Linked DNA regions of Homo sapiens: regions 2 and 3 are each linked to region 1. A link is a loop called in an ENCODE intact Hi-C map of the cell type or tissue named here. Cell type or tissue: OCI-LY7. All regions are shown on one strand. Each heading gives the region's core, and the rest is flanking DNA. Links, peaks and the distances in the headings are about the cores only. Region 1 overlaps TFDP2 (transcription factor Dp-2). Region 2 overlaps GK5 (glycerol kinase 5). Region 3 has its middle 54 kb from the start of GK5.

What was found. Hi-C counts contacts between places; a loop is a spot of excess contacts. Peaks named below come from ENCODE experiments on the same cell type or tissue, not always from the same donor. Only the 100,000 strongest peaks of a DNase experiment are listed, where the experiment ranks them.
Region 2: it touches region 1 in a loop (6-fold over the local background); 11 of 110 quality-filtered maps call a loop at or near these places.
Region 3: a loop joins it to region 1, with 7 times the contacts of the local background. A loop is called at or near these places in 14 of 110 quality-filtered maps.

The regions. Positions count from the first base shown.
Region 1 is chr3:142,016,443-142,026,954 of GRCh38, forward strand. The region is part of intron 3 of TFDP2 (transcription factor Dp-2); the gene reads right to left. Among named protein-coding and RNA genes, the nearest start is that of TFDP2, 130 kb to the right of the region's middle. RefSeq lists an enhancer at 5,970-6,029 and a silencer at 5,985-6,279. In OCI-LY7, for the core only: a CTCF peak has its summit at 6,067 (motif pointing right); a DNase peak (open chromatin) is centred at 6,119; H3K4me3 peaks cover 1,115 bases; H3K27ac peaks cover 3,038 bases.
Region 2 is chr3:142,208,802-142,213,801 of GRCh38, forward strand. GK5 (glycerol kinase 5) reads right to left here. Exons shown (of 16, transcript NM_001039547.3): 3 at 4,725-4,800. Among named protein-coding and RNA genes, the nearest start is that of GK5, 14 kb to the right of the region's middle. In OCI-LY7, for the core only: CTCF peaks have their summits at 2,416 (motif pointing left) and 2,617; a DNase peak (open chromatin) is centred at 2,380.
Region 3 is chr3:142,274,463-142,284,974 of GRCh38, forward strand. No RefSeq gene overlaps it. Among named protein-coding and RNA genes, the nearest start is that of GK5, 54 kb to the left of the region's middle. In OCI-LY7, for the core only: CTCF peaks have their summits at 5,736 (motif pointing left) and 5,938; a DNase peak (open chromatin) is centred at 5,699.

The DNA of each region.
Region 1 (10,512 bases), core at 3,079-8,078:
TGCCCACCAGCACACCTGGCTAATTTTTTTGTATTTTTAGTAGAGATGGGGTTTTGCCATGTTGGCCAGGCTGGTCTTGAACTCCTGACCTCAAGCGATCCATGTGCCTTGGCATCCCTAAGTGCTGGGATTACAGGCATGAGCCACCACACCTGGCCAGATGGTAAGTTTTAGTAAATGTTTGTATAATGTTTTAATAAATGTTTGGGTTCAATAAAATCCATCATTAAAATAAATTTCACCTGTCCCTTCATAGTATTAAAATATTGCTACTAGAAAATTTGCAATTACATAAGTGGATTACATTATACTAGGAAACCCAACTGATTTATCCTCCACACAGCAGTCAGAGTGATCCCACTACATGGAGGAGTCCTCTTCAAAACTCTCCAACTGGCATCACATCTCAGTTAGCTTGAGTCCTTAATGAGGGTTTACAAAGCCCTATATCATCTGCAGTCCTCTTTCTGACCTTGTCACCTGTCAATCTCTCCCTACTTCATTCCTCTGCATTCACACTGACCTCTTTGCTGTTCTTCAACCCATGCCAACCAAATTTCTACTTCATGGCCTTTGTCCTTCAAGTCTCCTCTGCCTGTAATCCTCCCCCAGATATCCTACGTCTTATTCCCGTTTCCTTCAAGTCTGCTAAGTTGACACGGCAGCAGAGATATCTACCACCCTATATCAGCACTTCCTAATTTACTATACTTTATTTTTCCACCATAGTACTTATCTCTATATGACACATTACATATTTATATTTACTTATATAATTACTATCTGTCTTGTCACTCTCAGAATGTTAAGTTCTACAACAATAGGGGCTTTGTCATCTCATTCATTGCTCCAGCTAGGTGTCTCCAACACTAGCATACAGCAGAGCTTAATATTTGTTGGATGAATAAATTGGTAAGTACATGAATGTCTACATGGAAGTATATATACAAATTCATAAAACTAGAGTGTACAGTGAAAACTGAGTCTCCTGCCATCCCGAATCACCACCAAAATATTCCCTTCCTTAGTGACAGCTGTGGTGCCAGTTTGTAGATAAGCTTCCAAAAATATCCTCAGCATATGCAAACACATATGCAAAAATATTCTTTTTTTTTTTTTTTTTTTTTTGAGATGGAGTCTCGCTCTGTCGCCTAGGCTGGAGTGCAGTGGCATGATCTTGGCTCACTGCAACCTGTGCCTGCCGGGTTCATGCGATTCTCCTGTCTCAGCCTCCTGAGTAGCTTGGATTACAGGCACATGCCACCATGCCTGGCTAATTTTTGTATTTGTAGTAGAGACGGGGTTTCACCATGTTGGTCAGGCTGGTTTCGAACGCCTGACCTCGTGATCCACCCGCCTCAGCCTCCCAAAGTGCTGGGATTACAGGCGTGAGCCACCGCGCCCAGCCAAAGATATCCTTCTATCAGTCTGAGCGTTGCTTTTATATCCATCTCAGATGCCTTTCCATATCTGTAGATGTAGTGTTGCCTCAATATTTTATTTATTTATTTATTTATGAGATGGAGTCCTGCTCTTGTCGTCCAGGCTGGAGTGCAGTGGCACGATCTTGGTTTACTGCAACCTCCGCCTCCTGGGTTCAGGCGATTCTCCTGCCTCAGCCTCCTGAAGAGCTGGGATTACAGGCACCCATCACCACGCTTGGCTAATTTTTATACTTTCAGTAGAGACAGGGGTCTCGTCATGCTGGCCAGGCTGGTCTCAAACTCCTGACCTCAGGTGATCTGCCCACCTTGGCCTCCCAAAGTGCTAGGATTACAGGCGTCAGCCACCGTACCAGGCCTCAATGTTTATTTTATTAGCTACATAGTATTCCCTTTTATGGCTCCAGCAGTCTATTTATTGAGCTCCTGAGTAATGGAAAAGTTTTAGTATTACATATACTACTGCAATGACTATACATATTTCTTTACCCACATTACTTGTATCAACTGTGTATTTCTCCCTTTAGAAATGCATGAAAGTCTCCATTTACATATATCCTCATTAATCTACTGTTTTTTATTTTTTTATTTTTTTAGAGACGGGGTTTCCTTCTGTCACCCAGGCTGGACTGCAGTGGAACAATCACAGCTTACTGCAGCCTCAAACTCCAGGGTTCAAGTCATCCTTCCCACTCAGCCTCCTCAGTACGCCACCACATCCAGCTAATTTTTAAATTTTTTGTAGAGACAGGGTCTCACCATGTTGCCCAGGCTATTCTTGAACTCCTGGGCTCAAGCAATCCTCCCACCTCGGCCTCCCAAAGTGGGACTATAGGTGTGAGCCACTGCACCCAGGCAATGTGTTTTTAAATTTTATTTTCTTTGACAACTTTTACATTTAAAATTAAGTATAGTAACTCATTTTGGTCTTATTTTGGTTTTAATATATTGTTATGAGTATGGCTGAACACTGAGCATCTTTTGTTTAAAAGTTATGTAAATGTTCCTTCCTGAAAATTATGTCCACCTATTGGTTTTTGGTGAGTTTTTTTTTTTTTTTTTGGTAGAACGTCTTTAAATATTGAAGAAATACGTTTATTCTATTATACTTGCTGCAAATATTTCCCCCAATTGAACAGTGTTTGCTTTTATATATTATTCTTCGCACATTTTTTTTTTTTTTTTTTTTGTTTTGGTGAGACGGAGATTTACTCTTGTTGCCCAGGCTGGACTGCAATGGCACGATCTCGGCTCACCGCATCCTCCGCCTCCCAGGTTCAATGGATTCTCCTGCCTCAGCCTCCTGAGTAGCTGGGATTACAGGCATGTGTCACCATGCCCAACTAATTTTGTATTTTTAGTAGAGACGGGGTTTCACCGTGTTGCCCAGGCTGATCTTGAACTCCTGACCTCAGGTAACCCGCCCGCCTCAGCCTCCCAAAGTGCTGGGATTACAGGCGTGAGCCACTGCGCCCGGCCTATTTGCACATTTTTAAGAATGTAGTCAATTTTGTAACTTTTTAATGACTTTTGTGTCAAACTTAAAAAGGCCTGTGTGTGTTTAAATATAAAAATGAAGGAAGTGAGACTAATTGCCAGGGTTTTCCTAAATTTACCTTTGCTCCCTGGAAGTGTACTTTATACATGCACTTTAAACATGCTGCATTTTACTTATCGTATAGGTTTTATATTTCCAGTTGGATATGCTGTTCTTATAAATTAATTATCAGCAGTTAGAATGTATACTAAGATTATATTAAACACCCCCCCCAACATCTTCTTATACAATTTTAAAGCCTTCATTTTAAATTATAAATCCTTGACCCACCTGGAAGTTATCTGATATAAGAAGTGACAGATCCAAGGTTTTCCCCCTGAGTTAGCCACTTTTAATGAATAATCCACTCCATGCTGATATGAAATGCAACCTTGAGTTTACTTATTTGGGTCAATTTATTGATTTTCTATTCTGCTCCACTGATCTGCCTCTTCATATGTCAGTTCCCCATGGTTTTGTTTCATTCATGATTAACAGTTCCACAAAAGAATAAGCTGAGTCAGAAAAAGAAAGTAGTGTCAGAGCATTTCCTTCCTTCCTGTACTACCTTTTAACTATCTGTTAATAACTACTGTAAAAGACTATCAATTAGCTTCAAATACAGTACTGAAGAGGTCAAGTCACAGGTCAATTCTAGAAGGGGCAATTTGTTTTGCAAAGAGAAATGATTTCACAACCTTAAGACTGTATTTCTAATTTTAGCCAGCCATCTAGAAAGCAATATATGCCACTGAAAACAAAGTAGACTAGGGAGAAAGGATATGGATGACTCAGGGGATATCTATCACCTGTATTTCAAAAATAACTCTTGGGCCAGGGACGGTGGCTCACGTCTGTAATCCCAGCACTTTGGGAGGCCAAGGTGGGTGGATAAGGAGGTCAGGAGTTCAAGACTAGCCTGACCAACATGGTGAAACCCTGCCTCTACTAAAAATATAAAAAATTAGCCAGGAGTGGTGGTGTGTGCCTATAATCCCAGCTGCTTGGGTGGCTGAGGCAGGAGAATTGCTTGCACTCGGGAAGTGGAGGTTGCGGTGAGCCGAGATGGTGCCATTGCACTCCAGCCTGGGCAACAGAGCAAGACTCCGTCTCGGGGGGGAAAAGAAAGAAAGAAGAAAGTAACTCAGGCTCTGTAGGTCAACAGCATCACCTATGTAAATGAAATAAAAACAAACTTTGCAGTTACTCTGACTTCCTTCATTTTTATGTTTAAATATACTCATATACCTTTTTCTTTAAAAAAAAAAAAAAAGTTTTCAGGCTAGGTGTGATGACTCATGCCTACAGTTCCAGCACTTTGGGAGGCTGAGGCAGGAGGATTGCTTGAGTCCAGGAATTCAAGACCAGCCTGGGCAACATAGTAAGGCCTCATCTCTACAAAAAAATAATAAAATTACCCAGGTGTAGTGACACACACTTATGGTCCCAGCTATATGGGAGGCTGAGGCAAGAGGATCTCCTGAACCCAGGAAGTCGAAGCTGCAGTGAGCTGTGTTCATGCCACTGCACTCCCATCTGGGTGACAAAGCAACACCCTGTCTCAAAAAAAAAAAAATAGTTTTCACTTTATTTACTAACTAGTATTACCTACCTGCACATGCACATTACACCACTGTTATGTTTTATTTTGATGCATTTGTACTGAACCATGTTCGCCAAAAGTCACTAAGATTAAATACAAAGTTAATCACTATTACAAAACTTTTTAACTGAATGACCTCAACATCACTATAATTGGGATGGGTGACAAAGAGAAGATAAAAAAGTTCATAATATCTCCAAAGTATAATGGTTAAAGTGACCTCTGGAACCTTCCTCTTTCTATTTGGTTCTAAATGGAGATCAGGCATCCCATTGTGCAAAGATAAGGACAGAAAATCTGACACGCACATTCCTACATATCACATACACGGAAGGAAAAGCCTGAATGTTTCTGCAGCTGCCAGAACATAGAGAACTTTCAGGATTCACCCAAATGGATCACCTAACCAGAATCTTTCCAAAGGATCCTTGAAATGACCATAATATTAAGTGTATTTATAGCTCTATGGTCATATTTCTAAATGAATAAATCTTATATGTCAGTCTTTCCTACATACTTTCCCTAGAAGATCAAACCTGTTCTCTTGGCTTTGTTGAACATTTTCACTTAGGGGACACTTTCTAAAAACGATTAGCTAGCTCCCTCCTTTTCTTGTATCTAGAACCATGAATGCCCTAAATTCTTAAATTTGAAAGGAGAAAAACATTTTTTCTTCTCCATCTTACCACATTGCAAGATTTAAACAGTATCTCCTCATTGCTTAAGCAAACTCCTCAATTCAAGCTCTGGTATCTGGAATATTATAATTGGTTTCATTTAGTTCATCAAACCTAAAAGATCTTAGAAATCACTAAGGTCACTTGCAGGGCCCTTCTCCTTCAATAATTTTTTAAGTGTTCACCCAAAAACATTTGTCTCATCTGTAGGTTTGATACTGCTGGTTTTTCATTGGCTTCTTTATCTTTAGTTAAAATATGTCCTTTTGAAATCTTTTTTCTGTTAGCATATTCAGTCAAGGAAACTTTTTAATTGTTCAATTTCTCATTTTTCTTCCACCTGCTCAACTAAAATTTCCTAGTTTTGAAATGTATCTTCTGATTAATAATTGAGGAAGTTTACTGTATGTCCTCAAACAACTTGATCCTCCCAATCCTTCCCGGCAGTTCTTCCCAAATATGAGTGATCACAAGATTCACTACAAAGGGAAGAGAGGTGTCTCTTATTCAAAACACACACTCCTGAGCTCCACTGGACACCTAAAGATTCAAAAATTAGGTGGAGAATTTGTATTTTTAAGTGCCTCAGATGATTCTTATGGTCTGGTAAGACTCTTTGTTCAAATTAAGGAAATAACGAAATGCAAGTGGACTCTAGTACACTGAACTTATTTCTATTCTCATTTTAAAAGAGTCTGAGTGACCCTTATTTCTTCTGTTTCTTGTTCTTAAGTGTTATATTTTTTCACTGTTTAGCCCATTTTCAATCACCACTGTTAGCACCATCACAACAGTCAATACACCCACCAGATGGCACACAGACACTGTTTACAGGCCTAGTAAAAGAGAAAGCACAGAAAGCAGCACATTTTATCTCATACCAACAGCCACTGAATGGCTAGAGTTGATCAAGACAGCTGAGTGCAACCACAAGGATCAGAATTTATGAGTACTCAAATACCCAAGAGTACTTCACTGGAAATTACTCTCATGAAGAAGCTCACAGTCCGAGAGGGTAGCCAGACAGGGGTAACAGATAAATCCTTTTAAATTTACAGTTAAGTGAGATATTTTTCTAATATTTATAAGAGGTGACCATGACTGCAGACAGACTTTGAATTAAAAAGCTGGGTTCCTGGGCCGGGCACAGGTGGCTCACGCCTGAATCCCAGCACTTTGGGAGGCCAAGGCGGGTGGATTACGAAGTCAGGAGTTTGAGACTAGCCTGGCCAACGTGGTGAAACCCCATCTCTAGTAAAAATACAAAAATTAGCCGGGCGCAGTGGCATGCGCCCGTAGTCCCAGCTACTCAGGAGGCTGAGGCAGGAGAATTGCTTGAACCCGGGAGGCGGAGGTTGCAGTAAGCCAAGATCGTGTCACTGCACTCCAGCCTGGCAACGCAGTGAGACTCCCTCCGTCTCAAAAAAAAAAAAAAAAAAAAAGAAAAAGAAAAGAAAAAGAAAAAAAGTTGGGTTTTTAAAATAAGTTTTTTTATTTATTTGAGATAGAGTCTTGTTGTGTCACCTAGGCTGGAGTGCAGTGGCGTGATCTCAGCTCACCGTAACCTCCGCCTCCCGCGTTCAAGTGAATCTCCTGTCTCAGCCTCCTGAGTAGCTGGGATTATGGGCGTGTGCCACCACATCTGGCTTTTTTTTTTTCTTGTATTTTTAGTAGAGACAGGGTTTCGCCATGTTGTCCAGGCTGGTCTCGAACTCCTGACCTCAAGTGATCCACCTGCCCCGGCCTCCCAATGTGCTGGGATTACAGGCGTGAACCACCACGCCTGGCTGGGGGGTACTTAAAATAAACGTAAAACTTTAGGATACAAATTCAAAGGGACCAAGGACCACCCATGAATTAAGAGTTCCAAAGCAGTTCTTCTCCTTAGCAAATAAAAGAGGGGATCGTTGTTTTATAATACCATGCACTAAGTAGCTCACTCAAAACTGCAGTAAGTTATTGATATTATAATCTCAACAATATATTCTACTTGAGGGCTATTACTGAAGCTACATTTAAATCACATTGTGAAATGCAAGAAATCTTAAAGTTAGACATCAATGTCAACAAAATCTCTTTGTATTAAAAATTTATCCATTAAAGATTTTTAAATTTTTTTTGAGACAGGGTCTTGCTCTGTTGCCTAGGCCGGAGTGCAGTGGCATGATCTCCACTCACTGCAGCCCTGACCTGGGCTCAAGGGATCCTCCCACCTCATTCTCCCGAGTAGCTGGGACCACAGGTGCGTGCCACCATGCCCAGTTAATTTTTGTATTTTTTGTAGAGACAGGATTTTGCCATGTGCCCAGGCTGGTCTTGAACTCCTGAGTTAAAGTGATCTGCCTACCTCTCCAGGTGCTGGGATTACAGGCATGTGCCACCATGCCCAGCCCATTAAAAGATTTTTGAGAACTTTTATAAATAAGTTCTACTGTGTCTACCTGGCACACAGTAAGTGCTCACTTAGTGGTCTGTTCATTTTTCTGTCAGAGAAATTGCCAAGAGTTGCCAAATTTTCACTACAAGTGAGCAAAGTGCCAAAACCAAAGTCCCCGGTTGATAGTCTCCAGCTTTAGAGTTACCATGTAAAAATTCATTTGAAAATTGGTTTCTTGAAACTTGGTAGAAAGAAACAACATAATTACATGACAGGTTCCTGGATCAGTTCACAAAACATAGTTAATTCATAATATACTCAAAGCACCATACTCATACTGGTCTACCTGCTCCTCAACAATGTAAAAGGTTTTCTCTTCAGAGAAATATAGGCATCAGGCACATCTCCCCTCTTACTCCACTCCAGAGATGAGAAATTTCAAGGTGGCTGTTATTTCTAGTTGCATATGTATATATAAGGCAGAAAAAAAAGGCTAAATCATTGACCTCTCTGGGTATTCTGAATCGGGTTACAATAAATAGGTAAGGCTCAGGTTCCTCTAAGACCTCAGTTTTGTGATAAAGAGTTCATACATAAAGCAAGAACTTCAGGTACTCCTGAAGTCTTCTTTCAGTATACATTTTAAATATTTAATTTAAGACCGGGTGCAATGGCTCATGCCTGTAATCCCAGCACTTTGGGAGGTCGAGGCCAGAGGATCACCTGAGGTCAGGAGTTCGAGACCAGCCTGGCCAACATGGTGAAATCCCGTTTCTACTAAAAATACAAAAATTAGCCGGGTTTGGTGGCGGGCGCCTGTAATCTCAGCTACTCGGGAGGCTGAGGCAGGAGAATTGCTTGAACCCGGGAAGCACAGGTTACAGTGAGCTGAGATTGTGCCACTGCACTCCAGCCCAGGCGACAACAGCGAGACTCTGTCTCAAAGAAAAAAAAAAAAAGATTTAATTTAATATTTAAATTGATTATGACTGGAAGTATTTACTAGAAATTAAAGACAATTAAGGAATTACCTCTAAATGGCAGATGAATTAGGAAAGTTTTTGTTTGTTTTTTCCTTCAGACACTCCCAACCAATTTCCAGGTAACAAACTTGAATGGTTTGGTTTCTCATAGAGTATAAATCAACAATATAATATAGAAAATTATACTCTCTATGTTCTATACTCCATATATGCTAAAACTAATGTGCTCTTCTCAACCATAATTTGACCACACATTCAATAATTCCAAGATAATTTACACATACAGAGGCAGTGGGAATTCATCTTAAAATAATTCAACTGATTTTGGTCTTCATTTCTCAATTTGAAGGGCTAGGAGTCCAAACTATGTCCTTGTTGCTGTTGCTGATACTGTTTTCCTTGTTAAGTAACTTATTGTCATGTCTACATTTATAATTGTAAGTGATACACATTTTTTATAATCACAATCTATGATGCTGTCACAGTTATGTATTACATGTGGAGTGACCAACTTTTTTTTAAGCCTGTCTATTCCATCAAAATTTCTGTTCTTTGATCAGAATTGTAAAAAAAGTTCTTTAGGCAAATCTATAGTTTGTAAATCCATTTTAAAGTCCATGTAAATTGTTTTACTTATTTTAGAGAGAAAAAACCTCAACCATTACATGTTGCTATTCCTTAAGATAAGCAAAATGTACATAGATAAGTTTTAGAATCTGAATCTTAATTGAAATAATGATTCAATAAACTTCAAAGGCCAGGCGTGTGGGCGCATGCCTGTAATCCCAGCTACTTGGGGGGCTGAGGAAGGAGAATCGCTTGAACCCAGGAGGCAGAGGTTGCAGTGAGCCGAGATCACACCATTGCACTCCAGCCTGGGCAACAAGAGCGAAACTCCATCTCAAAAAACAAACAAACTTCAAAATCTCTAAATTTGGTCATCATTATTTGAAGAAAAGAAAATCTTCTGGCCGGCGCAGTGGCTCACGCCCATAATCCCAGCACTCTGGGAGGCCGAGGTAGGCGGATCTCAAGGTCGGGAGATCGAGACCATCAGGCCGAGGTGGGCAGATCACGAGGTCAGGAGATTGAGACCATCCTGGCTAACATGATGAAACCCCATCTCTACTAAAAATACAAAAAATTAGCTGAGCGTGGTGGTGGACGCCTGTAGTCCCAGCTACTGGGGAGGCTGAGGCAGGTGAATGGTGTGAACCTGGGACGCAGAGCTTGCAGCGAGATTCCGTCTCAAAAAAACAAAAAAACAACAAAAAAAAACAACAAAAAAATAACTTCAGGTAAGCCCACAGATCTTAGCTAACAGCAAGAGGAATTTTTAATAATCTGCTTGAATGTTGATATCTTTTCCAGCCTTCTCTCTCCTTAGGCCAATTATTTAGAAAACTGTATAATAATTAATCCATATGCAAATTTTAAACTATAGCTCAAAAACTTTATTGGCTACTGTAAATTACTACGAATTTTCCAGTGTAGGGTATGGCAAATATTGAATAAGTGCCTCATATGTGAAAGAGCTGGTGCTCAGCACTGATTTTTCAAGAGCAAACTTAAGAAATGAATAAAGTTGTAATGTGTATACACGCACATTATACAACAGCATAGGACTTCTTTGTGTTACTTGTAAAAGGAAAGGTTTTCACTTTCCTCATTATGAATTCCAAAAATTCAAAAACTGTTTTTCAAAATTTTGACTGCTTTCATTACACGCATAATGCTTCCACACTCTTCATTCCTACTCTTTTCAGCAGATAAACATTCTCCTCTTTCCATTAGCAACCAATCCAAGCTTATTATCTTTCTTTTTAGAGGCAAACTGCAACATATCATTTCAATTAAACCCAAAATATTACTCCCATATTTCTTATGCAAAGG
Region 2 (5,000 bases), core at 1-5,000, 190 kb after region 1:
AAACAAATAATCAATTACTCAGTTGCTCACTTACAGCTGGAATACGCCCTATAAAGGATAAATAGAGGCCGGGCGTGGTGGCTCACGCCTGTAATCCCAGCACTTTAGGAGGCCGAGGAAGGCGGATCACGAGGTCAGGAAATCGAGACCATCCTGGCTAACATGGTGAAACCCCGTCTCTACTAAAAATACAAAAAATTAGCCGAGCGCGGTGGCGGGCACCTGTAGTCCCAGCTCCTCGGGAGGCTGAGGCAGGAGAATGGCGTGAACTCGGGAGGCAGAGCTTGCAGTGAGCCGAGATAGCACCACTGCACTCCAGCCTGGGCAAAAGAGTGAGACTCCGCCTCAAAAAAAAAAAAATGGATAAATAGAGGTGCCATGAGAGTATTTAACAGATGGCCCCTGTGTGGTGGTCAGTGAAGGCTTCAGAAATGGCAATGGATCTCAGCTCTGAAGGATAAGAAGGAATCAGAAGTATGAACATTCCCAACAAAATGTGCTATATGTTCAAATGTCCTAGAGCAAGATAAAGCGTGTCTTAGAGGAACTGAATGGCTAGTGTGGCTGAAAAGCAGTGAGGGGGAGAGACAAAATCACAAGATGAAAGTGGCATCATTAATTTATAACATAGAACAAGACAATCTAGAATACTGATTTTTCAAGTAATAGCATACATTCCAATATTCACTCAGCACTGACCTGGGTTTATTTTATCTCTATCAACAAAAAAAGGAAAAATGAAGGAAAAGTATAAATGGCAATGTTGTAAATTAATTGTCTTAAACCCTTCTAACACTTTACATCATTCTGTGGCTCTTAATATATTTTAAGTCATAAGTATTTGGTAAGACTCATTAATGTAAGTATCAAATACTACAATAAAAATCTATTTTGTGCAATGGGAATATAGAGTAATTTGTGTACCTATATAATGAGATTGTAAATTAGGGCTGGTATTCTTATTCATCTGTATACGCAGTGCAGCCCCCAGCACGGTGCATTACTCCCTGTGAGCCCTCAAACAGTTATGAGTGAATCCAGGCTCCCATGACTCACAGTTTGTGTTGCTAATTGGCACACACCCTGATCTGAAGTTAGCTGGCAGAAATCTCCCAAGAGACATTGACTAAAGAAACAAAACAGCTCGTGATTTTTTTTTTTTAGAACAAAAGGAATTTAAAAGAACCAAAATGGAAGTGTTATCAGTTAGAGTTATTTTAGAAAGCAGGCTAAACACACCACTTTTTGAATATATTGGAAAAAAAGCTTAACCTGAAGAACATGAAGAAAGCTCAAAGACTGAAAAAAGTTCGTAAGTTTCCTGGTCCCTAACAGGGGGATGGGGGAGAGATAGGGAGAAAAACAAAAAGAAAGTTCAAAGTTTTAGACCTCCTGACAGCAACTGTGAGGAAAATAATGTTTCTATGGCCATGAGGACAGAAATGCACCATGGATGCAGGAGGAAAAAAACAACAAGCTGGGAGGAGGAGCTGCTGGCCAGGACTGGAACGAACAATAGGTTTTTCCACAGGATCTAGTCTGTCTCTCCTTTTCTCTCACAAATGAACAATTAGTGCTTCTGGCTGGCCCTGTGCTGTGCCCATCTGTGTTGTGTCCCGGCTGTTTGCTAGGGCTCTTGTGGAATCTGTCAGCATCATACACCACATTGGCTCCCTGGGGCCCAATGAGCAGAATAGGCTCCGCTCCATTATTTTAATGTAAAAGAAGCACAAAGGCTTTCAGTCTTTCTTCAAAAAATATCCACTATTTCAGTTTCTACAAGCAAAGAATGTTCCCAAAACTCATGAAAGAATACAAACATTTCAAAAAAGAAAAAAGGACAGCCAAGATAAAAAACTCACAATGAATTGCTTTAGGAAGAAGTCTTATCCCTCTACAACACCACCACCACCAGTAAGGAAAGTGAACTGTCTTGAAATCTAACTCTTCTATTCCTTCTAATGGTGATGTATAGTCCTAGCATCAGACAAAAACTCTGCTTCCTAATATTCCGACCTTACTGTCATGAGTGATATGGTAGCCAGGTCCTGATGAAAGCAATCACTGGGGCCAATGGCCAAGTGAATATGACACATCCAATCAGTTCTTTCCCTGAGAATACTCCTCCCTCCACTTTCATCCATCCACTTCCCAGATTAGCGTTGGTCCTGCTTTGCTGGCTTTTTCTTCCCTGACTCACTTTAAATTTGGTGGGAGCAGGGACCCGCAGTCCAAATCCTTAGCTTGCTTTTCTTTTCTCCACATAATCTCTACCAGAGAACACACCTATTTTTTGAGACTTCATCTACACCAATGGTTCCAAATTGGGGATGTCCCCAGGGGACGTTCAGCAATGTTTTGAGACATTTATGGTTGGTACAAATGGTGGTGAGGTGGGCTGGGGTGCTACTGACATCTAGTGGGTAGAGGCCAGGGATGCTGCTGAACAGCTGCAACACCACAGGACGGTCCCCATGACAACGAATTATTCAGCTCAAAATGTCAACAGGGTCACTAAGATTAGATACCTTATCTGTACAGGTAAGTTTAATTCATTCACCCCTTCATCTGACAATATACTACTGTATAAGATTTATTTAAGATTTGCCATAACCAAGGCCAGTGCTGGGGAGTGGAGTAAGCACAGAGGAACTGCAGATGTAGGCATCAATCTGAGATGCAGCATGTCCTGAAAAAAAAGAGTACTGGGCCGAGCATGGTGGCTCACGCCTGTAATCCCAGCGCTTTGGGACGCCAAGGCAGGCAGATCACTTGAGGCTCAGAGTTCAAGAACAGTCTAGGCAACATGGTGAGACTCCATCTCTATAAAAATTTTAAAAATTAGCCAGCCATAGTGTGGTACACACCTATAGTCCTAGCTACTTGGGAGGCTGATGTGGGAGGATCCCTTGAGCCCACGAGTTCGAGGCTGCAGTGAGCTATGATCGTGCCACTGCACTCCAGCCTAGGTAGCAAAGTGAAGACCTCATCCCCCAAAAATGAAAATAAAAAGATCCTATCTGATGGAGATGTGCTATGCCTCAGTCCAAGTTAAACCAATGTTCTAGTCACCTCTGAGATATCTCCACATTCACACGTCCAAAACCAAACATTTTATCATTTTTCCTTCTACCTACTCTCACTACTACCCAGCCCATTCCTCCTTACATTCTCTATGATTTCTATCATACAGCCCAAACATCAAGGCCAGCAGTATTGGTAAATTCAAATTTCTTCTTCCTGCCCAATACTGAATTAGAAGCCAAGTCCTTGTGAATTCACCCTAATTATATTTTTCAGATTCATCTTTTCCCCCTCTGCTCACTTTTCTTTCCCACTGCCCAAGCTCAAGATGTCCTTTGGAGCCTAATGCTTTAACAAAAACACATTTTACAGTGGTGTGTGTGGGTACGTGGGCGGGGGGATTTTGGGGGAGGGAATGTGGGTGTGTGTTTAAACCAAGACACAGAGAAACACATGCTAGCTGGGGGAGGTGGCTGAGGTGGAAGAATTGCTTGAGCCAAGGAATTCGAGACCAGCTTGGCAATATGGTGAAACCCCGTCTCTACAAAAAATACAAAAAAATTAGCCAGGCATATTGGAGTGCACCTGTAGTCCCAGCTACTCAGGAGGCTAAGGCGGGAGGATTACCTGAGCCTGGGAAGTTGAGGCTGCAGTGAGCTGTAATCATGCCACTACACTCCAGCCTGGGTAACAGAGTAAGACCCTGTCTCAAGAAAAAAGAAAAAGAAAAAGAAAGAAACATGTTGAAGGCAATATGGGGATAGTATAAAGAACATACGCTTCTGAGTCAAAAAGACAATTTAGAATCTTGGCTCTATTTGCTCCCTGAGCAACCCTGAACAACTTATTTCTCTGTAAAAACAGATATGATGCCTAAATTATAGGTTTGTTGTAAGGATAATGGAACTTGGGACTGTCACAGATGTTTACTATACAGTAGCTATTACAATATTATAACTGTGTTTAGAGTATATATGCCTCATATGCTATAGACAAATATTTTCTTTTTTTTTTCTTTTTTTTTTTTTGAGACGGAGTCTCGCTGTCGCCCAGGCTGGAGTGCAGTGGCGCAATCTCGGCTCACTGCAGGCTCCGCCCCCTGGGGTTCACGCCATTCTCCTGCCTCAGCCTCCCGAGTAGCTGGGACTACAGGCGCTCGCCACCTCGCCCGGCTAATTTTTTGTATTTTTAGTAGAGACGGGGTTTCACCGTGTTAGCCAGGATGGTCTCGATCTCCTGACCTCGTGATCCGCCCACCTCGGCCTCCCAAAGTGCTGGGATTACAGGCGTGAGCCACCGCTCCTGGCCGCTATAGACAAATATTAAATTTAGAGTAGACTGAAAATATAAACCATAGTACAGTACTGTGTTTCTGAAATTTGTGAGTTTCCTCTGACTCTTTTTAGGTATAATTTTTTAGATCTTTGATCTATGCTTGTTTGAAAAGCTAACTTACCCGAAAGAAAGAAATGGATAATTTTAATGACAGTTAAGTCTTTTTGTGGTATTATATAATATAAGTCAAGCCCAAATGACATGCAGTGAGCATACAAGCCAGAAAGCAGGCACATTTCATCCCTCTTAACCAAACGAAACTATTCTCAATTCAGAAAGTTAAAACTCCCCAAAGAGATTTCATAACCGTGTACTCACTGTGGCATGAACCCAGCAGTAGGGTGCTTATCACAGAATGTACTTACTTGTTCCACGTAATAAAAGTTGCTCTCTGTGTTGAAATGCCAAGACCAACAATTTGATTCATCTGTATTCCTGCAGCTAAAAGTAAAGATGGATAAAACACATGTTTTAAAGCCAGTGATATTTTTCTTTATAATATTACAATATAGAAAAAGAAATCCAATATAATCTTTAAGAAAAATACCTGGGTTTAGCATTCTAACAAAACAACTGGAATTAACAAATAAAGCATTACTAAGATGATTCTGCAGCATTTTTTTTTTACTTGAAGAAAACAA
Region 3 (10,512 bases), core at 3,257-8,256, 260 kb after region 1:
CAGATTTGTTCTTTTTGCTTAGCCTTTCTTTGGCTATGTGGGGTCTTTTTTGGTTCCATATGAATTTTAGAATTGTTTCTTCTAATTCTGTGAAGAATGATGGTGGTATTTTGATGGGAATTGCATTGAATTTGTAGATTGCTTTTGGCAGTACGGTCATTTTCACAATATTGATTCTATTCATCCATAAGCATGGGATGTGTTTCCATTTGTTTGTGTTGTCTATGGTTTCTTTCAGCAGTGTTTTGTAGTTTTCCTTGTGGAGGTCTTTTGCCTCCTTGGTTAGGTATATTTCTACCTTTTTTTTTTTTTTGCAGCTATCGTAAAAATGGTTGAGTTCTTGATTTGATTCTCCGCTTGGTCCACTGTTGGTGTATAGAACAGCTACTGAATTGTGTACATTGATCTTGTATCTGGAAACTTTGCTGAATTCTTTTATAATTTCTAGGAGCTTTCTGGAGGAGTCTTTATGGTTTTCAAGGTAAAGGATCATATTGTCAGCAAACAGTGACAGTTTAAATTCCTCTGTACCTATTTGGATTCCCTTTATTTTATTTTAGGTTTATTTATTTATTTTTTTTTTTGAGATGGAGTTTCACTCCTATTGCCCAATCTGGAGTGCAAGGGCCAGAGCCTCAGGTCTAGAACTGGGAGGGGAGCAGAGGGAAAAGATGAGTTGCAGTGAGCGTGGGAGAACTGCAGTAAAGTCACTGAGAGACATCTATCTGGCTGGAAGAGAAAGCTTGAATCTTTATTTTACATAATGTTTTACCTAACACTACTTTTACATCAAACAATGGGAAGAATCTTATGAATGTTTTCCATTAAATTGTGGGAGTCCACACATCTCTTGGCACTACCATTGCAAGTCAGCTAGATCTCCACACCTGCACCAAGCATGTCAGCTACATTTTTATCTGCTTTATATAGAAGAATAATGCTTTCAATCTTATTGATTAAAGGATTCTATGGCTTTAAAAAAGATTCCCTGCAATTGGCAATGGGGTGTGATTGAAGAATTCTGAGCCAGGAAGCAGGTCAGTTTCATTTTAGCAGAAGCCTCTGATAGCAGAGTGGGGAGGCAGGCAGTGTTGCATGGTGTCTCAGTCTCTGGCTTTAGGATCATGCAGATTTAGATTTGAATTCTGCCTTTACCATTCACCATCTGTGTGTTCCCATGTAAGTCACTTCATTTCCCTGAGTTTTAATCAGAAAACAGGAATAATAATGGCTCTCTCATGACAGTGTGGTAAAGGTTAAATGACAGAATGCTTATGAAGTGCTTGATCTGTGAACAGTATTTCTTACAGTTATTTTTATGGACTGAAGTGGTTCAAGACTGAAAGGAGGGAAAATAGTGGACTATTGCAACAGTCCAAATATGAGAGGAAGAGGACCTGCATGAAGGCATTAACCATACGGATGGAGAGAAGAGGGCAGATACAGGAGATAACAACACACTAGGACTTGGGAACCAACTGGATTTGGGAGGCGAGGAAGGGGGAAGGAAAGGCAGAATCAAAGATGATTCATATAATTGTAACTTGTATTACTTGCTGTTCATAAGTGTAGAAATACCAGATGATGTTATTTCTGGCAAAAAATGATGACTTACTTCACTTAGTGACCTAGAGGAAGTGTAATTGAGAAATCATTATCTGATAACCCCATAAATACTGGTTAAGACTGTAGGTTCTTCTCCTTGCTTTGTGGTTAAAGAGAGAGAGAGACTGCTAGTATTTGACTAAGTTCTTGATTTGGGAGAAGTGTGTGTGTGTCTGTGTTTGTGTGTGTGTGTGTGCATGTTTTGAATTCAGGGAAGATTTATCTGGCAATGGTGGATTACAGGTTAAAAAAGTCACAGGCTGGGTGCGGTGGCACACGCCTGTAATCCCAGCACTTTGGGAGGCCAAGGCAGGCGGATCACAAGGTCAAAAGATCGAAACCATCCTGGCCAACAGGGTGAAACCCTGTCTCTACTAAAAATACAAAAATTAGCTGGGCGTGGTGGCGCACACCTGTAGTCCCAGCTACTCAGAGGCTGAGACAGGAGAATCGCTTGAATCTGGGAGGCAGAGGTTGCAGTGAGCTGAGATTGTGCCACTGCACTCCAGCCTGGCGACACAGTGAGACTCCGTCTCAAAAATAAATGAATAAATAAATAAATAAATAAATAAATAAATAATCACAAAGGCCACAAAAACTGCCTTACTAATTTGTTTCAGTTTATGCTGCAATGTGTGCAGATTCTGGGGTTTAAACTCCTGAGTCCTTTGCTTACAAACACCAGCATTTGTCTCATAACTGCTAATTTGAGATTGGCATCCTACTCTTAGTTACTTTCTTATATCACCCTGTAGTGATTTTTCCTTCTAGGGAGGAATAGATGAAATCAACGAGCTGTGACTAATATCTGCTGTTCTCTAGCAAGGGCCTCTGTGCTCATTCTCCAGAAAATACAGTATGTAGCAACAAATGAAGAGAGTAAAATTTTCTGTCAAAAGAACTGCTTGCCTGGAAATTATGCCAGCTTACTTTTTTAATGTTCTGATAAGAGAGAAGAAAAATTGCTCCTTAAGTTCCTGAGTGAGGCAAGAGCATTGTGTAGTAAGCACACAGTTCCCCTTTCTGTGAAGGGATCGAAATCTGTATGCTGGCTGAGCCCAGGGTTCTCTCCCACTCCTTCAGAGTTCTTCTCTGGAAGACCAGATTTCCTGGCAGCTTCTGGAACACAGCAGGCCCCTGCTATGGTTTGAATGTCTCTATGGTATGTTCCTCTCCATTGGAACTGAAGTCCCAAGGTGATAGTATCGAGAAGTGGAGCCTTTGGGAAAATGATTGTTATGGGGGCTCTGCCTTCATGAATGGGATTAATCCCCTTATTAAAGAGGCTTCAGAGACTGACTGACCTTTTGGCCCTTTGCCTTTCACCACGTGAGGATGCAGCAAAAGACGTCACCTATGAAGCAGAGAGCAAAGCTTCACCAGACGCTGAATCTGCTGGTGCCTTGATCTTGGACTTCCCAGACTCCAGAACTATGAGAAATAAATTTCTATTATATATAAATTACTCAGTCTAAGGTATTTTGTTATAGCAGCAGAAGGGACTAAGACAGCCCCCAGCTAATACTTACGAAACTGCATTGAATGAACTCCTTTGAGCCGTGTCACAAGTTTTCCCTTCTGCATGGCCAGCCCCACTGATTCTGCCCCTGGTCCTTGTTGACATTTCCTCCAATAATGTCCTGCCCTCTGGCAGAAGGCTCACCTTTTTGGCACTGCATCATCTCTCACATGCTTCAAGGGACACCTTTGAGTGGGGATGCCACATTGGCCTGCCTGCTCTTACATGTCATAGGCCCAGTAACCTGAGTCACAGACGTGGGAACATACTCCTGGAAGAAGCCTATGTGAAGAGCCCCTACAGACAACACTGCAGCTAGAATGCTGTATGCCCCTTAAGTCTTGCTACAAGTGGTCAAAGCCAGTTTTGAGATTCTGCTTTATTTTTTAAAACATTGATTCATTTACTCTTAGTCACATTCTTTAAAAATAATAGATGTGGAGGGATACAAAACCTGGAAAGTTGATACCTAGAGGTCTGTACTATCTTAGCCTGTCCATCTGTAGGTTTAGTCACACTTGATCACAAATTCCCTCATCTCAAGTGAAATAAAGATAGACTTATTGTCATAAATGATAGTTCTTGCCATTCTGGTGCTGCAAATAGTTTGTTCAGGGCTGTTGCACCAGAAGTTTGGGAGTTGGATAGGAAAAGACATTGATCCATTTTGGGAAGTCATCCTTGAAGTCTTCCTTGATGTTAATCTGGATTCTTGACAAAGTTCTCCTGTACCTTCTTTTGAAAAAGCAAATGGTTTATTTTTAAATTTAATTTTTATTTTTGGAGACAGAGTCTCATTCTCTTGCCCAGGCTGGAGTGCAGTGGCGTGATCTCAGCCACTGAATCTCTACCTCCCGGGCTCAAGTGATTCTCATGCCTCAGCCTCCCGAGTATCTGTGATTACACTAGTGTGCCATCATGCCCAGCTAATTTTTGTATTTTTAGTGGAGACAAGGTTTCACCATGTTGCCTGGCTGGTCTCAGACTTCTGACCTCAAGTGAGCTACCACACCTAGTCAGAAAAGCACATAGTTTTGCTAGTGCTCCCCACTCATGCAATGTGGCATAATAGTTATTCTTTGACATTCTAAGCAGAGCAGATGACTCAACACGGTGCTCCCAGGAGCTCTTCCAAGATTAAAATATTTCCATAGATGGATAGATGAATGGATATATAATAAAGCAAGTACAGTAAAATGTAAGTGGTAGAATCTAGGTGGTGGGTACATGGATGTTCATCTGATAATATTTTAAACTTAGATTTATCTATTAGAAAATTTTCATAATAAAACATTGGAAAAAAGAAAAAAGCCCTTAACAGTGCCTGTTGCTGTCAGTGGCTATTATCAGCTAAGACCTTTAGCACTAAGAGTTAAGAAGAAATTACTTAGGCAGATATTGAGGGTATTGGTAAGGTTTTCCTTTTAATAAAAAGCAGCCCTCAAATCATTTTCTTTTCTAACAAAGAACAGCCTGTAAAATTGAGCTACAGACATGGACAAGCAAGCTGGAAGCTTGCACAGGTGAATGCCAGCAGTTGTGCCAATAGAAAAATACTATGTGGGACTAGGCAAGTTCAAAATGGTGGCTCCATCTTCCCTTCTCTTTGTCAGTCATGTGTATAGTAAGGAGCAGACAAGATGGCGCTGGCCAAGTGGAAAGCCCATTTCCATAATAAGATTAGGGTGGGGAAACCAGCCTTCCCTGTGGGCTATGTAAACATCAAACCTGATTGAACGGATCAGTGGGCTTTACCAAGCCTGCCTATAAAATCTGCTATGGTCTGCCACTTTTCCCTTTTTCGGACACCTCTCTCTCACAAGAAGCTGCTCTTCTCTCTCCTTTCTTCTGCCTATTAAACTTTCTGCTCCTTAACCCACCCACATGTGTTTGTGTCCTTAATTTTCTTGGCACGAGACAATGAACCCTGGGTATTTACCCTAGACAACAATGCCGCTTCATCTGGGGGCTCATGCAGGATCAGAACCAAAATGGAAAGTATAAACATCAGAGCAGTAAGTGTGGAGCAAACCTCAAATCTGACCTTTAATATCAAGGCTCTCAGACTCCATTTAAAAATGCTTCAAACCAGTTTCCTTTCATGGAACTCAATCGCTTAGTTCCTCTGGTTCCATGGCTGGGGGGGTCACACTCCCAGCCATTGCATGGGGCTGGGAGAGGTCCTGGAGCAACTAAGGATTTCTGGCCAGGGCACACCCTGGTGTTATCCAGAGGCTTCTGGGTTGAACCCAGCCTTTGGCCACCCATCTGAGTGCTGGCAAAAAGGATCTCTAGCTATCCTGTTACAAAATTTTCCTCCTCTTCTATCCATGGTCACCATGTCTCCTATTTTCTCTGCATGCAATGTGCAGGAATTTTTATAGTTCAGGGAAGTAATCCTGTTAGGAAAGATCAGGAAATGCTGTAGTAACTGGAATATAGCTCAGGGGAATGCCATTGTGATTTCCTAGGAACAGAAAGTCTTCTCCCACAGTGAGCATTTCACCCTCTGCCCTTGATCTGGAAAGCACATGGCATCTCCAGGTCACTCTCTGCCCTTGAGCTGGAGAGCACGTGGCATTTTAAGGTCAATATCGCCACCTAGTGAACTAAAAATCATCTCCATGAGGCGTTGTCGGTCCTTTGACATAACACTGTACCTTCCCACTTCTTCTCCCATTTTGCACCTCTCTACTAGAGACCAAGCTTTATGCTGCTTCTGTGGATGGGAAAACTCTGCATTCAACAATTAGGAGCAAAATGTCCTCCAGAACCAAATTTTAGTTCCAATACTGTCCCATCAGCAGGAAAATCACTATTAGGTCCCTATGTTCCTTTAAGTCACCTATTTATGTCTCCAGTTAAAGCAATACTTATTAAGGGGATTTTAAGTCCAGAAGTTAATGAGAACCATTCTCTAGGGGGAAATGCTTCAGCATGGGCCATAATAGCAAAATATGGAGTTCAATCTAATACCCTCCAAAGGCAACGACCTTTTTTTTTTTTTTTTTGAGATGGAGTTTTTGCTCTTTCACTCAGGATGGAGTGAAGTGGTCCAATCTTGGCTCACTGCAACCTCTGCGCCCTGGGTTCAAGTGATTCTCCCCCCTCAACCTCCTGAGTAGCTGGAATTATAGGTGCCTGCCACCAAGACAGGTTAATTTTTTTTTTTTTTTTTGAGATGGAGTCTTGCTCTGTCGCCCAGGCTGGAGTGGAGTGGTGTGATCTCGGCTCACTGCAAGCTCCACCTCCCAGGTTCACACCATTCTCCTGCATCAGCCTCCCAAGTAGCTGGGATTACAGGCGCCCACCACCACGCCCGGCTAATTTTTTTTTTTTTTTTAGTAGAGATGGAGTTTCACTGTGTTAGCCAGGATGGTCTCGATCTCCTGACCTCGTGATCCGCCCACCTCGGCCTCCCAGAGTTCTGGGATTACAGGCGTGAGCCACCATAACCGGCCTAAGACTGGCTAATTTTTGTATTTTTAGTAGAGATGGGGTTTTGCCATGTTGGCCAGGTTGGTCTCGAACCAACCTGGGTGACTTCAGGTGACCCACATGACTCAGCCTCCCAAAGTGCTAGGATTACAGGCATGAGCCACTGTGCCCAGCTCCAAAGGCAACTATTACGTAGTCCTTCCCAATATCCATTTTTCAGGGAGGCACACAGATCACACAAGTCTAGGAAGTCAAAGGGAAATCACAGGCAGAGGACTAGAGTCACATGGGTAAGCGTGACTAATCTCAATTGCTTAGTTCCTCTGGTTCCATGGCTGGGGGGCGGTCACACTTACAACCATGGGTGGCGTGTTCAACAAGGTGCCAGGACCTAGGAACCAAGGAGGGAAAACAGCAGAGAGGACGCCCCCATTGTCTTTTCCTCCACACTTGGTCACACCAAAAGGAAGGAGACAAAAGGGATGCCTTTTTCTTGCTTCTCTTTCTAAATGGGTAACAAACCATCTTCAGCTTGCACCCCTCTGGGGTGCATCCTGAAGCACAGGGACTCCTTTAACCCTGAGACTTTGAAGGAAAAGTGGCTCACTTTCTTTTACACAAGGGCATGGCCTTCTTACTAGACCTTTGCAAGCATTGCACAATCAACCCAGCTCTTGTAGTAGTCATATCAGACAGGCCTATAGAGAATGATTCCCCAAAATTGGAGAAGCAACTTCTGGGGGAACCATCTGAGGATCCCCCTAACTTGGGGCCCCCTAAAGTTCCCTTATCATTACAGGACCTTAGGTAAATAAAGGGAGACTTAGGCCGATTTTCTGACAACTCTGATAGTTATATAGAAGCTTTCCAAAATTTAACTCAGGTGTTTAACCTCTCATAAAGTGATATTATGCTGCTCCTAAACCAAACCCTAACCGTAGCTGAAAAACAGGCAGCTCTGCAGGCAGCAGAGCATTTCAGAGATGAGCAATATGTTTCCTACAGCAGGCCAAAAGGGAAAGGAGAAAATAGAGAATGTGAAGAAATAGGGGAAACACCATTCCCAATAGGAAGAGAGGCAGCACCTCTTGACAATCCTAATTGGAACTCCCAGACTTTTCTGTGGTAATTTTCCTTCTTTCGTTGTTTAAAATGGCTTCTATCTCTTCTTTTATAATGTTCTTCCAACCTGGGAAGAGCTAATTTCCTCAAACCTTAAAATGCTTGGCTTAGAGTTGAGCTAGGGGTAAAGGAACCCAGAAGCCTGACATGCTGAAAAAAGGGTAAAAGTTATGTGTGTGTTTTGTTTGTTTTGTTTTGTTTTTTACCAGTTGAGCTTTTGGCTTCTCTTTCCCTGAGTAAACTGGTAAAAGGGGAAATAAGGATTATTGTTTATATTCTCTATATAAAGTTTTAATTAGTGAAAAAGGATTTGTGCGGTTGGTCTTAAGCTGTAGCCAATCTGTTGTGTTTTGTGTGTCTTTCTGCATGGTTTTGTCAAAAGAAAGGGTACCTTAGGATGCAGGGCCAGGACCGCATAAGACTGCTGTTCAAGCCAGCCTAACAAAATGATCAGTAACAAACTTGGCTACAGGCCTCCATCTTGTTTCGTGTCCTTGGAAACATGACCTGTAACCACGTGGCAATACTTTTAGTCTCCATTTTACAATGGTGGCTGTCTTCTTGTGCTAAGTCAGTTCCTGGGTGGCGGCCACAAAATCAGATAAGCCAGTTTATCAATCTGGGTGGTGCCAGATGATCCATCAAGGCCAGGGTTTACAAAATATCTTAAGTGCTGATCTTGAGAGCAGCTTAGGGAGGGTCAAAATCTTGTAACCTCCAGCTGCATGACTTCTAGGCCATGGTTTCTAATCTTGTGGCTAGTTTCTTGTCTGGTCCCCAGGCAAGAGGGAAGTATACCTTAGGAAGGGGCTGTTATCATCTTTGTTTTAAACTATAAACTGCAAACCAGGGTTCTCCCAAAGTTGGTTCGGCCCATGCCGAGGGATGGGCAAGGACAGCTTGCAGGCTGGAGCAAGATGGAGTTACTTGGGTTGGATCTCTTTCACTGTCTCAGTCACAGTTTTGCAATGATGGTTTCAAAAGCTGCTTACCACCCCTTTGAAAATACCTCATACACTGGAGGTTAAGTTATAACCTAATTAAGGCTTGTTGGTTTCACCTGTGGGGTTACTTTTTGTAAAGTTCCAAAGCTGAAAATCTTAATTGTTTTGCATGGCTGAAGTCGAGTAACAAAAGATTTAAAAGGATTTTCTTAAATAGTGCTCAGCTTAATTAAAAATGGATAGCCAAGTTATAGGTATATTTAAAAGGCATTCACGTTTTTCTCTTCTTGGATCTTATTTTTCTGGAAAAAGGTTTTTTCTTCTCAGTCGACTGAATTATTTTTCTCCATTTTTTTGTCTTTCCACTCTTAATGCACACATGAGAGGCCCTAAGATAACTTCTGGTAGCCTGGGACTCCTTGGGAAAAACAGAGGAGGCACCATAGATTCCATTTTGGGGGAAAAACCCCCTATTTTCCTCATGTAACCCCAGGAATTGAAAGTGGATGGATCCCTCTCAAAATCAAAGGCTCTGTTCTGTTTTGCATTGTGTTATCTGATGGTTTTAAGTTTTGGGGGTATCAAAAGTTACCTTGCAGTATGAGAGAGCTTTGGTGTGTAATAACTAGGTAGGAAATATACTTTAAGGGATGGCTAATAGTGTTCATGGAGGGATACTTAACTCTTTGCACATTTGAATCAGAGAAGCATGCTCTTGTCCACCTGGAAGATATGGAAACATCCCCACTCCCCATTAAGAGATGAGACTCCATGGAGGATGGGCTAATTACAAAACAAGCCAATTGGCTTTGGGTTGCCTTGCAATGATATGCAAGGTAGAAGCACTGCACTGCCTCCTCCTGTAGCATCTCCCTCATTCTGGGGATCCAAGATCCAGTATAAAATGGCACCCTTAATTTTGGGGATCTGTCTTTGCCTTCAGCTGTGCCTGCTTATTAGGCCCTAAAAATGCATTCCTTCCTGTTCCTCCAAGGGCTTTACCCTGAAGCAGGTAATCCAATTAATAAACTTACAAATGAAAAATCTCAGAAGTGCTGAATCTTCTGTCTGTCTGTGTATATATGTGTTGTGTGTAATGTCTATAAAAAGAGCTCTAATTGATTGGCTTAAAGAAAAATGAGTGCTTAAATCAAGTATTTTTAAAGAAAAAATAAAAAGCTGTAATGCTTTTTAGTTCATATGACTTTAATCTTTAAGAAATAAAAATAGTCTTAAGAATTATTGGTAAAATACAAGGGTCATAAACATGTAAATAGGTGGTCTAAATCATGTAAGTCAGATACTAGGTTTGCTAAATGTTCCAAGGTTGTAAACTACCTGCTTTACAACTTGGTAAGGCCTGGGGACATACGAAATTAACCACACCCCTAAGTATGCTGGAAAAAGTCAGACTTTATCTATGCCTAATACATAATCAAAACAACCTACCAGGTTTCACAGTAAAGTTAAAAATTACCCAAAGTTACCACCATAATGATATAGGAGTTAAGAATGTTTCACGTGTCCGTGTGAAGAGACCACCAAACAGGCTTTGTGTGAGCAACAAGGCTGTTTATTTCACCTGGGTGCAGGCGGGCTGAGTCCAAAAAACGAGTCAGCAAGGGTGGTGGGATTATCATTAGTTCTTATAGGTTTTGGGATAGGCGGTGGAGTTAAGAGCGATGTTTTGGGGACAGGGGGTGGATCTCACAAAGTAACTTCTCAAGGGTGAGGAGAATTACAAAGAAAATTCTTAAGGGTGGGGGAGATTATAAACAACATTGATCAGTTAGTGTGGGGCAGAAACAAATCACAATGGTGGAATGTCATCAGTTAAGCTATTTTCACTTCTGTGGATCTTCAGTTGCTTCAGGCCATCTGGAT